Regions from separate parts of the Homo sapiens genome. Here region 1 is linked to region 2. The links are chromatin loops, found by intact Hi-C in ENCODE. Cell type or tissue: lower leg skin. All regions are shown on one strand. Each heading gives the region's core, and the rest is flanking DNA. Links, peaks and the distances in the headings are about the cores only. Region 1 has its middle 75 kb from the start of TMEM260. Region 2 has its middle 49 kb from the start of AP5M1.

Region 1 (2,925 bases), core at 146-2,645, 660 kb before region 2:
CATCAAAAGGGTTAGTAAGGGATCATCCAGTGTTAACTATCACAGCTAATCTAGTTTAATAAATGAAGAAACTGACATCTATACTAAACAAGTGACTTGATTACTGTCACACAGCTAGGTAGTAACAGCACTGAGACTAGGACACAAGCTTCTTGGCTCAACCTGGTACAGTTTCCCTACTCCAGTCCCAATTACATGAAACCAGCTATATTCCACCATCACCTCTGGCACATTGAAGTCCTCAAATAATGCAGCCATTTTAAAATTAGCATAAACTTGTCTAGGGGTAAATGGTGTGTGAAATCAACTATGTTGCAGGAAATTAAAAGCTATACGTTGAACTTTCCCCCTCTCCTTCAACCCTCCAGAATGTAATTTTTTTCCCCTTTCCTTTTAGACGTGGATAGTTATATCCCTGGCTTTTGACTGAAAATTTTCTTGCCCTTTCTGGACTTCGGAATATATACCCAAATTAAAAGGTTTTAGTGTGACAAGAAAAAAGTCACTTTGAAATCCAGGAACTTATTAGCATAAATTACATTCCAGCTGAATCAGCTGCTAGAAGCTCAATTTGAAAAATGTTGCACTAGTTTATATATTTCTTACCCCTCTTAAGTAGACATCAAAACACAATCATATTTCTGTATTTTAGAGAAAGAAATATGTCCCAGCTCCACTGGAATTAGACTTTACCTCCCAGAAACGGACCCCACCTACCACTGGTATTCATGATTCTTCTATTTGGTTCAGCCACTTTTTAAAAAATATTGAATGTCAGGCGGGTGCAGTGGCTCACACCTGTAATCCCAGCACTTTGGTAGGCCGAGGCAGGCGGATCACCTGAGGTCAGGAGTTCGAGACCAGCCTGAGGTGGTGAAACCCCATCTCTACTAAAAATACAAAGTTAGCCAGGTGTTGTGGCACAAATCTGTAATCTCAGCTACTTGGGAGGCTGAGGCAGGAGAATCGCTTGAACCCGGGAGGCAGAGGTTGCAGTGAGCCAAGATCGCGCCATTGCACTCCAACCTGGGCAACAAGAGCGAAACTCCATCTCAAAAAAAAAAAAAAAAAAAAAAAAAAAATGTTAAATGTCCACAAGGCAGAAACCTCTTTGAAGACCTAAGTGTCTGATATCCTAAATATGAACCTTATGTATTCAGTGTGTAGGTGACAATGATTTCTCCCAAATTTGACTCTTGGTTTATATGTATGATTTGTGAAAATATAGACTGTAGTAAAAATAGTAATAATAGCTGTTATTATAACAATCTTGGTGACATTTGTTAGCCACTTAATTGCTTCACCTAAATTTCCTTCATTTACTCTCAGAATTAGAAGTAATTTGGCCCTGCCGGGCGTGGTGGCTCACTCCTGTAATCCCAGCACTTTGGGAGGCTGAGGCGGGTGGATCATGAGATCAGGAGTTCGAGACCAGCCTGGCCAAGGTGGTGAAACCCCGTCTCTACTAAAAATACAAAAATTAGCCAGGCAAGGTGGCAGATGCCTGTAATCCCAGCTACTCCGAAGGCTGAGGCAGAAGAATTGCTTAAACCCGGGAGGCGGAGGCTGCAGTGAGCTATCACGCCACTGCACTCTAGCCTGGGCAACCGAGCAAGACTCCATCTCAAAAAAAAAAAAAAAAAGTAATTTGGCCCTTCATCTTCGGAGGCAAATAAGTTTGGCACCCCTCAAGAAACGAAAATCCCCTTCTGATGTGACCACATAAGCCATGCTGCATGCACTTTGCGCGTTTGATAAAGATATATAGATTACCTATTTCACAGGGTTCGCTTTTACTAGGACAAAACTTTTCTCTTTCACTTGTCCCTTGCTGAACAAATAAATAGTTGATTTAAAGAGCCTAAACCTGGTAAATATGTGAGCTCATTTGTACCAAGAAAATGTGTGAACAAGACTAGAACTTTATTTTATGGGATCCCATGAAATCCCTTAATAATTGTGCTTATATTGTCATGTGAAACGTGACCTGCTTATAATTTGGATACAATAGAGATTCTATTTTCCTATTTTATTATCATGCACCTGGATGAAGCCAACACCTTAACACCTTCATCTCATCTCTTAAAGCTCCCATAGCCATGTGCTATCTCCTGTGGGAAGTCACTGTGACTTCCCTCCCAGGAAGAGGGGACAACTCTAGTTCATATTGCTTGCACAAAGAAGCACTTGGAAGGATGTGGGTCTGGAGGGTTCATTTTGCCCCTAAAAGAGCAAAGAGCAGAAACAGAGTTCTTTCCAGAAGATAGGATTTTTCTGGATTGCACCAGAAGCACTGTATAGTATAGTGATTAGACTCCCAGCTCTGCCACTTCCTCACTGTGTGACTTGGAGTAAGTTTTTAAAGTTCTGTGTGGGCCAAGCACAGTGATTCACACCTGTAATCTCACCACTTTGGGAGGCTGAGATGGAAGGATCGCTTGAGGCCAGGAGTTTGAGACCAGCCTGGGCAACACAGTTGAGACCTCATCTCTACAAAAAATTTTTAAAAATTGCCAAGCATGGTGTCGTGTGCCTGTGGTCCCAGCTACTCAGAAGGCTGAGGCGAGAGGATCGCTTGAACCCGGGAGGTTGAGGCTGCAGTGAGCTGTGTTTGTGCCACTGCACTCCAGCCTGGGGCAATATAGTGAGACCTTATCTCAAATAAATAAATAAATAAATAAAGCTCTGTGTGGCTTAATTTCCTTTTCTGTAGAATGGAAATATAATAGACTACCTCATGGTGCAGCTATAAAAATGAAAAAGGTTAATATTTATAAAGTGTATTGAACAGTGCCTATATAGACCAACTGCAAGTCATGTTGGCTGTTTTCATTAATATGTCAGTAAAAACAGTTCTTCTCTACTTCCTACTCAGTAAAATAAATGTTCAAAGCCTCCTGGTACTTTGCTTGTCTCTCTAGTATG
Region 2 (2,925 bases), core at 116-2,615:
TTATTAGACTTATGATGGGATTTAAACATTTTAGTGAGAGGAGAAAAATAAAATATTCTTTTGTTTAAATTAAGTTTGGAATTCAAAGGATTTGTTCATTTGGTTCTCCAAGTTTTAACTTTCAACATGAGAGAGTCTTGAAAGTAGTATCTTTGCTTCAAAGGCTTTTGCTTTCAAATTTAACTTTTACTTTGAAACTAACTGAAAGGGAACTAAGTGTATCAGAACCATACCTAATCCCCTAGAAGTCAGCATTGCATCGAGTTTATTAAAATTAAACACTCCTCTTTTTTCCTCTCCTTCCCAAACAGACATCTGGCAATAAAAAGCAAATCAGCTGAGCTAGGATAAAACAAGAAATGTTTTTCCTTCGCTAGTTCATTTGGAAAAGTCACTTTGCTAATTGAGAAAAATTTTAATGAATTTTACTTGTATTAAAATAAAGGTGATTGCTTCATGGCAACAATGTACTCATTTGAGAAAGTCATTACATTTATGTATTGTGTTGTCATGTAAATACTTTTGCCAAAATGTATTAACAAGAAATATAATATTATGGTTCATGGTTCATGTAATATCTGAAGAGAATAATTGTATAACTAATCAGTGAAAACAAAGCAAATGTTCCTCTTGGGTTTGTACAATAAAAATGGAATTAAAATTATTCAGGCTCAAAAATGCAAATATAACACATCTCCACCAGCAGAAAAATAAAATTTTAAAGGCAAAACTTGTATGTTCAATTCCTCTAAAAGTCTTAGTTTGATTCCCAAGCCTCATCAAAGTTCACTTCATGAATTTTTACAAAGTAATCAAATATTTCATTGTTTTAAAAACAATAAAATTATTATTCATTTTCCTGAACAAGCTCACTGATATTCAGAACACATTCTGGGGAAATTTAATGCTAATCAGTGCAGTGGCAGCAACCAAAATGGCACTTTAATGTATTAAACAGTAGCATAAGATTAAATTCACAGTAAACTTAACAGGAAATAGCCAATATCAATTTAAACACATGAAATCTTGGGAAACGGTAAAGATTAGAAATGACCTGAAGTAATAACCAAATTCTCTTGCAAAGTATAGGCCTTATATTAGACAACAGCACCCCCTACCGGAAGCTTGAGTCCGGGGAAGGGAATCTGTGAGGCTGGCAGGTGGAGCCACCATGGAATTCAAGTGCATCATCAGTCCTAGAATCATTTCTTTTCTATTGCATAACCACAAACTTCAGGTTCATCACCTAGAACTTTCATTATTCCCTCAACTGTAAGTGGGCCAGAAATTGATTCAGAATGTTTTATTAGTAAATATTTGGTATGTCTTTTTATTTAAGAAGGCTAAAATTCTGTGATAAATACCTGACATTAAAAAAAAAGAGATATCTGGTCATACAGTGATCTTGATTAGACTTCCTTGGAATTTCCCCACAGTGCTCAAAATTGTTTCTTTTCTTAGTAGATTATATATTTCTGAGGGTGCTTTGTTCTGATACCCCAACAAGCATGCATGGTGGCTATACTTACACATTTATATACAAATATTAATACATGCAAATACACACATACACACACATACCATATACACACAAGGTGCAACTATGATTCAAAGTGGAACATAGCAGTTTAGAAGCCTCAGTAAAATGGAAAGTCTTTGCCATCAGTTTACCTTCCAGTGTTCAGGTTTCTGGCTTTTTTCTATGATATTGTTTGGGTGAGTACACATCCTTAACAATCACTTACAAGAAGAAATATGAAAACTTCTGAGGGATGATAAAAGGCAGTCATCTGACAAACAGACTAGCCATATCTACAAAACACCCTCTTTAAAATATTAATATAAGCATAGGTGATCTTTAGACTGAAAAAAATACTAATATGAAATGCCCAACAGTGTTTTGAATGCAGCAATTAAATAAAGCAAATATCTAAACTGGGTTATGCCCTATAACTAAAGGAAACCTCAGTCACGCTGACTTGCTAAACGTGTACATGCCACAAGAGTAAGCACAGTGATCAGAGAAATAAACTGAAGAAAAAAATCAGGGGGGATCATTTTTTAACAGATGTTGCAGATCAGTAGAGAGAATGGAAGAGGAAAATAGAAGCAAGCCTGAAAACCAAATTGGGCTTGAAGAGCAATCCATATTACTATGAAAAAAGATGGGAACAGCTCTGAGCTTTGCATTTTACTTTATGAACACCCACCACCCACCTCCAGCACCAAATGCTTTAGTTTTGTGACTTTCATGTGAATGATTTTTATAAAAACACACCAAGGAGGCATAGTACCCAATGAAGGCAATCCGATCTCAGACCATGTTCATTCTCCTAGCCAAGTGAAAGGAGAAGCTTTCTTTTCCTTCCTCGAAAGTTTTAGAGTGCACAGAGGAGGCCAGAAGCAGCCAAATTGGAAGGCACTCTGTTTTTAACCCTCTTGCTTGAAATACAGAGTAAAATCATTTCAGAGAAAGGTTAAACATCTACTCAAAGTTGTCTACAGGTGGGAATGTTTGTTTCCTGAGGTTAGAAGCACATCATGGTCCAGGCGCAGTGGTCCATGCCTGTAATCCCAACACTTTGGGAGGCTGAGGCAAGCGGATCACTTGAGCTCAGAGTTCAAGACCAGCCTGGGCAACACGGCAAAACCCCATCTCTAGCAAAAATACAAAAAATTAGCCGGGAATGGTGGCATGCACCGGTGGTCCCAGCTACTCAGGAAGCTGAGGTGGGAGGACCGCTTGAACCCAGGAGGCAGAGGTTACAGTGAGCTGAGATCATGCCACTGTACTCTAGCCTGAGTGACAGAGTGAGACCCCATAAAAAGAAAAAGCAGCTTATGCATTCCTCAAAGAAACACAATCAAAAGTATTTGCAATTACAGGTATTTGAGGGGCAGCCACGTAGTAGTTGGAAAAAGCAG

Evidence for each region. Hi-C counts contacts between places; a loop is a spot of excess contacts. Peaks named below come from ENCODE experiments on the same cell type or tissue, not always from the same donor. Only the 100,000 strongest peaks of a DNase experiment are listed, where the experiment ranks them.
Region 1: a loop joins it to region 2, with 3 times the contacts of the local background. A loop is called at or near these places in 25 of 110 quality-filtered maps.

What each region holds. Positions count from the first base shown.
Region 1 is chr14:56,653,761-56,656,685 of GRCh38, forward strand. It overlaps a transcript of TMEM260 not described here. Among named protein-coding and RNA genes, the nearest start is that of TMEM260, 75 kb to the left of the region's middle. In lower leg skin, for the core only: no CTCF peak of the experiment used is centred there; no DNase peak of the experiment used is centred there.
Region 2 is chr14:57,316,308-57,319,232 of GRCh38, forward strand. No RefSeq gene overlaps it. Among named protein-coding and RNA genes, the nearest start is that of AP5M1, 49 kb to the left of the region's middle. In lower leg skin, for the core only: no CTCF peak of the experiment used is centred there; a DNase peak (open chromatin) is centred at 1,136.